Regions from separate parts of the Homo sapiens genome. Here region 1 is linked to region 2. Evidence: chromatin contacts called from ENCODE Hi-C data. All regions are on one chromosome and are shown on one strand. Each heading gives the region's core, a stretch centred on a gene start or an enhancer-like site at or near the end of the contact. The rest is flanking DNA. Distances are from core to core; before and after follow the strand shown. Region 1 overlaps TLE1 (TLE family member 1, transcriptional corepressor). Region 2 has its middle 890 kb from the start of TLE1.

Region 1 (4,718 bases), core at 978-3,477, 820 kb before region 2:
TTAATAGTGAAACTCATCCTTCTGTTCTTTGTCACCATTCAGGGTTTACTTTTTCCCCTCAGTCATCTCTTTTCGGCCATGATTAGAGGGTGTACACGCATCTGTGTTCATTGCCTTCTTCTTCTTCTTCTTCTTTTTTTTTTTTTTTTTGAGACGGAGTCTCACTCCATCATCCAGGCTAGAGTGCAGTGGTGCAGTCTCAGCTCACTGCAGCCTCTGCCTCCTGGGTTCAAGCGATTCTCCTGCCTCTGCCCCCTGAGTAGCTGGGATTACAGGCGCGCGCGACCATGCCCAGCTAATTTTTTTTTTTTTTTTTTTGTATTTTTAGTAGAGATGGGGTTTTGCCATGTTTGTCAGGCTGGTCTTGAACTCCTGACCTCTTTGATCCACCCGCCTCAGCCTCCCAAAGTGTTGGGATTACAAGCCCAGCCTCATTGCCGTCTTACTTGGGGGATATGTTCTTGCCACACAGCTCTCTGAAACTTCCCAGTTGACAAATGGTTCAAACTTCTGAGATTCTTTTTTTTTTTTTCTGAGACGGAGTCTCACTCTGTTGCCCAGGCTGGAGTGCAGTGGCGTGATCTCGGCACACTGCAACCTCCACCTCCCAGGTTCAAACAATTCTCCTGCCTCAGCCTCCCCAGTAGCTGGGATTACAGGCACTCACCACCACGCCTGGTACCACCATACATTAGAGAGGGTGTACACGCATCCATGTTCATTGCCTTCTTCTTCTTCTTCTTTTTTTTTTTTTTTTTTTTTTTTTTTTTTTTTTTTTTTTGAGATGGAGTCTCACTCTGTCACCCAGGCTGGAGTGCAGTGGTGCAATCTTGGCTTATTACAGGGTTTCATGTTGGCCATGCTGGTCTTGAACTCCTGACCTCAGGCAATCTGCCTGCCTTGGCCTCCCAAAGTGCTGGGATTACAGGTGTGAGCCACCGCACCTGGCCTCAAACTTCCGAGATTCTTAAGTCTTCATTTTCTTAGGCTGGTCATTTACCTGGTAGACTGATCCTTAATATCGGGGCATGTCATAGAGCATGCCCCGATATTATGGAGCTCGTCAGATCAGTGATGCACAAAGGAGGCCCCAGGGGAAGCCAGGAACTGGTGCATCAGAACCCACTCATGTGGTCACTCATTCAATCAAACTTTGTAGACTGCATCATCTTTTAACAATAACATTTCATAACAACCCTTCAGTTAATCCTTACCTGGTCCCGGTAGGCATTATCCCATTTTACCGGTTGGGAGGGATGAATAACTTAACAAGGCTACACAGCCGTGGCTCATGATCCAAGGTCAGAAAGAGCTCTCTTTAGCCCGTGCTCTTTGCCACGCTGTAGTGGTTCTTGGACTGTGTTGTAAAGCACATGAAAGGTTGAAAGGCCAGAGAAGGTGCCCTGTAACCCTGTTACTGTCTGGTCTCCGAAAGGCCCCTTGCTGGTGTTCAGTCTCTGATCTGCACTGGTGGGTCCACTTTGGTTATGTAGGCAAGTGGGCAGTGACTCTTAACTCCAAAGTGTTGTTCTTTTTAGGCATATTGGTAAGGTTAGCCCTGGGGCTTTTGTCTCTGAGATACTGGCCCCACTCTCTCTCACCATTTGTCTCAATCCCAGGGCTACCTAAAAAGGAGACTTGAAAAGGGGTCTTCTGGCCTGGCGCGGTGGCTCAGGCCTGTAATCCCAGCACTTTGGGAGGCCAAGGCGGGTGGATCACGAGGTCAGGAGATCGAGACCATCCTGGCTAACATGGTGAAACCCCGTCTCCACTAAAAATACAAAAAAATTAGCTGGGCATGGTGGCGGGCACCTGTAGTCCCAGCTACTCAGGAGGCAGAGGCAGGAGAATGGCGTGAACCCGGGAGGCGGAGCTTGTAGTAGGCCGAGATTGCGCCACTGCACTCCAGCTTGGGTGACAGAGTGAGACTCCATCTCAAAAAAAAAAAAAAAAAAAGAAAAGAAAAGGGGTCTTCCTTGGACTTGGCGGCCAGGACATGTGTTTCTGAGTGCCTGGGAAATATTCTCTGGGTGGTCATCTTTCTAACTTGGCGTAGACCCAAAGTCCACAAGGCTGATGGAAAATACTTTTAAAATAAAATCTGCGGAGGAAGAAGTGTGATCATGTTCTGTGTCTCTAGCTCGAGTTTTAATTCTGGCAGGAAGAGGAAAGGTCAACATTTCTCGCTCACAAGTTAATGCTGTCAACATTGTGTGGATTTATGAAAATTGGCTGAGGGAGTAGCTAGAAGGTGCCCAGTGTCCCAGCTGCTGTTGTGATAAATTGTGTAATATGGCTTGGATTAAAAATAATACTCATTTAATTTGTTTAATGACACCAGCATGAAAAAGCCAGCACGCCTGTTCTGAAATCCAGCACACCAACGCCTCGGAGCGACATGCCAACGCCGGGCACCAGCGCCACTCCAGGCCTCCGTCCAGGTCTCGGCAAGCCTCCAGCCATAGACCCCCTCGTTAACCAAGCGGGTACAGCATCGCCTCTTGTTGTGCTTTGTTTGGTTTCTCCCATTCCCAGCTTGATTTGTTGTCTGTTAATGTTGTGACGCAATTGCCCTACAAATATGAAATGTACGTAGGGCCACCCTCCTTCCTATCTCTGAAAAAGCCATGATAAGAAACAGATGTTTGTCCTGGGGTTTCAGCAGCTGCACTCTGTTCAGTCTCCAACTGTTTACATTCAGCTTTTCTTTTTTTCTTGAGACGAAGTCTCGCTCTTGTCCCCCCAGGCTGGAATGCAATGGCGTGATCTCAGCTCACTGCAACCTCTGCCTCCTGGGCTTTGAGACGAAAGTCTTGCTCTTGTCCCCCCCAGGCTGGAATGCAATGGCGGGATCTCAGCTCACTGCAACCTCTGCCTCCTGGGTTCAAGCGATTCTCTTGCCTGAGCCTCCTAAAGAGCTGGGATTACAGGCGCCTGCCACCACGCCTGGCTAATTTTTGTATTTTTAGTAGAGACGGGGTTTCACCATGTTGGCCAGGCTGGTCTCAAACTCCTGACCTCAGGTGATCTGCCCATCTCGGCCTCCCAAAGTGCTGGGATTACAGGCGTGAGCTACCTTGCCCAGCCTTCTTTTAGTTTTAAATAATTCAAATCCTAGGGACTTCAGTAAAGTTTCTGATAATTATTTTGAACACAAGCCTCCCCACCTAACTAGCATTGTGCGTCTGACTTTGCTAATACTGGCTGAAACAGCGGTTTGGCTGGCCCAACCGTGCTCCTTGCAGACTATAGTTTGCTGGTTTTCTGCTAGGGGAGGCTTCAGGAATCAGTGGTCTCTCCTGCAGTAGAAATTAGGAGGGTTTCTCTGCGACTCCAGCCCTTAAAAAACTCATAATTTGCAACCTGATATTCCCCAGTGGGAAAGGAAAAAAGCAACAACCTGGGCCCAAAGGAAAATAGGCAACAGAATATTCCTCCTAAACCCGTGCTTTGGTTTACGTAAATCCAGGATTGGATTTTCATTTGGAATTGGTACCAGGGAATGGAAAGTTCGGACTGAAAGAGAAATCTTGGATTTTATCGAGAAAATCTTCTTTTGAGATTAAGTCAGGTAAACACTTGGTGCCTGTGCCTTGGTTTGCCCTCTGTAAATTGGGTAGGGAATACTCTTAATTCCCCTGGCTTCCTGGTGCTGCCATTTACACAAATGAGAAAATGTGTGGGTTGTGCTTCCCCTGGAGTCTTTTCTTTCCTGGAGATGCATTCGCTCTGGGGAAGGAGGGATCCAGTGTATAAATTGGAGGTGATTTTCCCCCTCCCCTAGAAGCCTTACCTCTTTCTCTCTCCCCATGAGTGACACTAACAAATGATGAGGCCAGACTTGCTGGTCAGGTTTGATGGAGTGGGTCAGTTGAATGATGTGCGGCTTGTGTTTCCTTTCAGCAGCTGGCTTGAGGACACCCCTGGCAGTGCCCGGCCCATATCCTGCTCCTTTTGGGATGGTCCCCCACGCTGGCATGAACGGCGAGCTGACCAGCCCAGGCGCTGCCTACGCCAGTTTACACAACATGTCGCCCCAGATGAGCGCCGCAGCCGCCGCGGCCGCCGTGGTGGCCTACGGGCGCTCCCCCATGGTAGGCCGCTGTCGGGTGGGCTGTGGTTGGGGTAGGAACGCTGCATGCTCCATTGAGCGCTGTCAGGTTTGGGGCCAGGCCTCTCTGCGCTGCGTGGGCAGGAGCAGCCAGCCCCACACACCTCGGAGACAAAGACGCCCAGTCTCCCAGCCACACACTCACCTTCCTCTTGTCAGCTTTCATCAGCATGCTGCTTCATTAAGTGAGGGCCAAACGTTTTTTGTTTTAGTGTTTTTGTGGATGAAAAAGGCAGTGTTTAGAAGCTCCTTCAGTGGTTCAGGGGACATCTGGTTTTCTCCCACCAAAGTCGATTTTTTTTATTTGAAGGCGATGAAATGATTCGAGTGGTTCACAGAAGCCTTTTCATTCATTTTCTTGAACTTTTTTTTTCTCATTAAACCTTAGGAAAAAATGTCTGAGAAGCCATCGCTTTCTCTTTCTATGCCTATGTTACACTTTAAACCCAATAGCATGACTTATATATAAGCAGTGGTCTCTGTAAACAGGTAGAATTCTGGACAGACTGAACCACGGGGGCAGGCTGTCTCTCGTCTGTTTGCCCTGCCTCTTGCCACTGTGCAAATGATCTAATTTTTGAACAAGAAGAAACAAAACTGCATTTGA
Region 2 (4,469 bases), core at 692-3,191:
GGTGGTTGGGAAATGCAGTCTAGTGTGTCTAGGAGGCAAAGGCACCAGATAATGGTAAACACATATCTTATGATTGCTATATCTCTTTATCTGCTTATCTCTCTACAGCCTCTTCTCCACCAGTAGGAAAGTTGTAAAAAAGAAGATCTACAACAAAAGATACTCCAAATTATGCTTATGTTTTAATAAATATAATTTCTAAAAAAATTGATGAACAAAAATCTGGACAGTGGTCACAAAGTCAGTTTCAAATGGTTTTGAGCATATCTGTGAACACACCATATGTTCCAAAAACAATTAGTCATTGTTCAATATGAATAGACAGAATTGTAGCCAATAAATTTAAAATAAATTCTTGAATATACTTAGCATTAGAAGATTTGATATTATTTGAAAGCTCTGGTTACAGTTCTTTATGGCTGTTTATTTGTCACGAGAAGCATTAAGTTTTCGCCTAAATCCATATTTCAATAGAGTATTTATGCACTTGGTTCAAGAAAGAACTTGCCAGTGGCCTTCTGAGAGACAGCCTTGGCACTAGCAACTTTGAATAATACATCAGGGAAAAAGCTTTCAAACAAATTCTTTAGGTTAAAAGTAAGCTGTAGCCATAACTAATATGCGATGACTTTTACTTTATATCAGAGGGAAGAAATAGCCTCTTATTTAGTTAATTCTAGAACTACACTCTCTAGGACAATGACAATTAGCCACATGTAAGTATTTAATTAAAATTATATAAAATTAAAAATGTAGGTAGTTACTCTGGCCACATGTCAAGTGCTCAGTAGCCTTAAGTAGCTCGTGGCTATCATATTGAAGACAGAAGACATAGGGCATTTCCATCAACGTTGCTCCTGGGTAGCAGTGATCTAGAAGTTTGCTGACCCATAGCCATGCGAGAGGGAGAAACAGAGACAAAGAACTCTGGATCAGGATGTCTGTTACTTATTCCTTTTTTTCTTTGTGCACAAATATGAATGTGTTCGGTACATTTTAAAAAATCAAGCTTAAACAACTGGGTGTTTGCTTTGATGCCTAAGGAAGGGCAGCTAGCTCATTGGGGACTTTTATTTATTGCTTTTGTGCTAGCAAACAGACTACTAAAACAATTGAAAAGAAAGCCATTCTGTTTGGTGTGAATGGGCATAATAAATTAAATACAATGCAATTTAACCTATGATACTTAAGTAACAAAATATATCTGTATACATTTTAAAATATGAAAGCCAAATAGGCTACTAAAGTTTCTTTCTCTCTCTCTCCTCTCCTTTCCATACACTCTCCCACATCCTTCTATTTTTTTCTGGTTCCTGGAACATTCTGTTTTTTTTACAAGCTAACAAGTTTGATGTGGCTCTGTGTCTTATTCCCTTCCAGGCTTGCAGCTGTTTTGGCAACAGAAGAAAAAATCCCCATAACAAATCAAATAAAAGCCCTTTATGTGAAGAGGAATTGAAAACAGCAGGCCTCAAAGAGGACTGCACATGAGATGCCTTGTTCTGGCTTTCAACACAACTCAAATCAGAAACACATTACCATAATCTGAAACAGCCCACTGCTAACACAAGACAGATGGTGGGTAATAACCCATGCATCATTAATAAATAAATTCCAGCATTAAAGGCTTTACAAAGTATGACAACATTATCTGGGCACAATTACTGCCCCTCTCCCACCCCCAACATCATTTCAGTGTGTTATGGGATATGCTAGGTTTATTTTTTTTTTTTTTTCCCCTCCAACTCCATGGATCTGAAGGAAGTTTAAATACGACACAAGTTTTAACCAGATGAAACCTATCTCAGTGTACAAGACAGGTCTGAAACTCCATAAGGGAAAAATAAAATAGCTGCCAAAGTTTAATAGCTCACATGTTCTGGTGTTGGATCAGCCCACAGCAATTTATTGCACTGCCCTCCATGCGCTGGCCTCACCCTTTCTGGTACGCCTCTGTGCCTGTATTGCAGTATACACTCCAAGCAAGAATCTTGGCATCACATTTGCCACAAAGCTGAAAGATATATGAGTAACTTCTCAGCTTTCCTTTTGCAAACGATACCATCTGTCTCTTTTCCCCCAGCTCCCCCCACCAAGGGGGGAAGAAAAAACAGCCTCTGATTAAATTGAAAAAAGGAGAGAGAGAGAGCATTTTAACTCCATAAATGTTGGAAATTTAAAAAAATTATTTTGTTTTGTTTTAATTTGTTTGTTCAATGGGATAATGTTATTCCAACAGAATGTGAGGAGTATAAGAATGCAGCAATGTGACACAGAACTGTGCAGACCTCTTTGGGTGATGTTGTCTGGAATTCCCCAGGGTAGCAGCGTTCCTGCAAAGCCTAAGTGCCTACTTCCTATGCGTGCCATCCTAAGCCAAAAGTCAAGCATGGTCCTGGCCATCAGTTCTGGAAAAATACAGGCCTTAGGAGAGCAAATATTATATTAGATTCATCCTATATAAATTACATATTCCTCCTCAAAAGTGGGTAATATAAGCATTTTTGTCAAACAGACCAGCATCATGTTTTTAATGAAAGAGATAAACTATTTTACATTAACTCACTTGACAGGTGAAGAGCTAGGAACAGAGAAAATAATACATGCTAACCAGGCTAATCCAAGATTACTAGAAGGCCAAGGGAAAGTATCTCCGTGGCATCATCCATTGACCCAAGTGGTCAGTCATGTGGATGTGATTTATAGTCCGTGAGTACAGAGTTGCTTCTCCTGATCCAGGCCCTGTGGGGGTGGGGGAAAAGAAAGAAATCCCTCTCTGGAACAGCTGTCCCTTTTCTTTCAGCACACAGAGAATTTTCCTTCCACTTAGACTCATGTGAAGGCTGATCAGCAAGACTTTTCTAATTAGCATCTAAACCCTTTGCCTCTATGTCCTCTTCTTTCCCAAACTTAAATCAATATTTTTTATGTGTACATATGTATCTACTTTCTCTTAATTCACTGTGTGTTTATCTTATTTCCTCCATTAAACTGTGAGATTCCTGAGGGTAAATACTATGTCTAATCTATGCCCTAAATTCCCCTTAGCACCCAGTACAGAACACCACACTCAGGCTAAATGAAATGACAACTCAGAGACAGACGCCAAGGCCCCTGGCAGCGCAGACTCGGATGGAGTCTATGAGTTCCAGGTGAGTCTGTTCCAAGGCAGTTTTTCTTTGAGCTCTCTCCAACTTTCTCTGGGAACAGCTGCTGAGGGACGGTCAGAAGAAGGTGAGTTAAGCTTTAATTGGTTCCTGAGGTACGCAATTTCCTCTATGATCTTAACGTGATGAAGGGAAATTTAAATGGACTCGCATATTGAATCGATAGACAGAGAATAGAGCAAAAAATCATACTGATCAAGGAACTTTCTACAAACAGCACATTCTGTAAAAGTAAGGATTATTTTCAAAATGTCTTGGTGTATTTCCAACTCTATAATTTCTGGATTCACATTTGATAGTCTCCATCTTCTATCTTGTGGTAATTCCCAAGCAGGACAATTTACTAAGCTATTATTTTTTCATCATCATCATCCAGGTCAAATAAGTGACCAATACACTTCTTATTTTGCCCATTTTGAAGCACAGGCTATGGTTTTAAGTTGGTTAACTATATTTAACCTCTGTTCTCTGAAGTTTTAAGGCCAAAAATCAAATTCCATGACTACAAACATTAAAACTGTGAAAAACAGTATGTAATTGCACATTCATGCTGTAGTTTAGATTGTTATTTTTACTTTTACATGTAGCAAAGAGCAAAATATAGCATGAAACATATGAAGGACGAGTTACTTTTTTTTGATAGTCAAGAAAGTCTTTGTCTAGGAAATTAAGAGGTGATGTGTTCATTAACGAATGAATATTTTTGTGTGTCAGGACTTGCACCAGGGATTTAGGTTAATGTGATGAGCAGACCTTAAAGTAATGGAGCAGAAGAAATAAATCAGAACAGTGGGCTGGCTGAACAAAGGGGGTATTTCCACGTAGACGACTATGATGAGGAAGCAAAGGGTAGATAGACATTCTTGTGAGACCAGGTAGAGGGTAGATAGACATTCTTGTGAGACAGGTAGAGGGCCCAGGAACACAGAACAGTTTTCTACAGACCTGTACTAGTTGAATGGAGGGAATACACACTTAGCACACTGTATCCCTAGACATGGACAGAGTTGGGGTTTGCCACCTCTTTGAGGTATTTCCAGCCCAGTATTAGTAGCTATTCCTCTTCATTTTTCTGTATGTCTGCCGTTAGAGCATATGGTTCAGTTTAACAAATACTTGTGAAGTTTCTAGTGCCTCATTTTCCTTATCTGCAAAATAGGGGGAAATTCTAAATCTCACAGATCATTGAAAGATTAAATCACACATGTAAGGGTCTTAAAATGATGCAAACATTTATGGAAAATGATATGTTTTAGCTTTTATTCTTACAAAAATTGAATCCCTGGGCTAGGCACTCTAAAT

The links. Hi-C counts contacts between places; a loop is a spot of excess contacts on that map. Pooled maps may share reads with other maps.
Region 1: a map of transverse colon shows a loop between it and region 2 (11-fold over the local background). The contact joins two enhancer-like sites. A Hi-C loop is called at or near these places in 2 of 168 maps with a recorded cell type or tissue (sigmoid colon and transverse colon) and 6 of 50 pooled maps.

Annotation. Positions count from the first base shown.
Region 1 is chr9:81,611,145-81,615,862 of GRCh38, reverse strand. It overlaps TLE1 (TLE family member 1, transcriptional corepressor), which reads left to right. Exons shown (of 20, transcript NM_005077.5): 12 at 2,342-2,486; 13 at 3,904-4,094. Among named protein-coding and RNA genes, the nearest start is that of TLE1, 76 kb to the left of the region's middle. Within about 2 kb of position 2,227, at least 17 of the 41 ENCODE cell types and tissues checked have a DNase peak (open chromatin) inside an H3K27ac peak, as active enhancers do; they include transverse colon, where a contact is called at or near this core.
Region 2 is chr9:80,795,488-80,799,956 of GRCh38, reverse strand. No RefSeq gene overlaps it. Among named protein-coding and RNA genes, the nearest start is that of TLE1, 890 kb to the left of the region's middle. RefSeq lists enhancers at 1,238-1,749, 900-2,172. Within about 2 kb of position 1,941, at least 9 of the 41 ENCODE cell types and tissues checked have a DNase peak (open chromatin) inside an H3K27ac peak, as active enhancers do; they include transverse colon, where a contact is called at or near this core.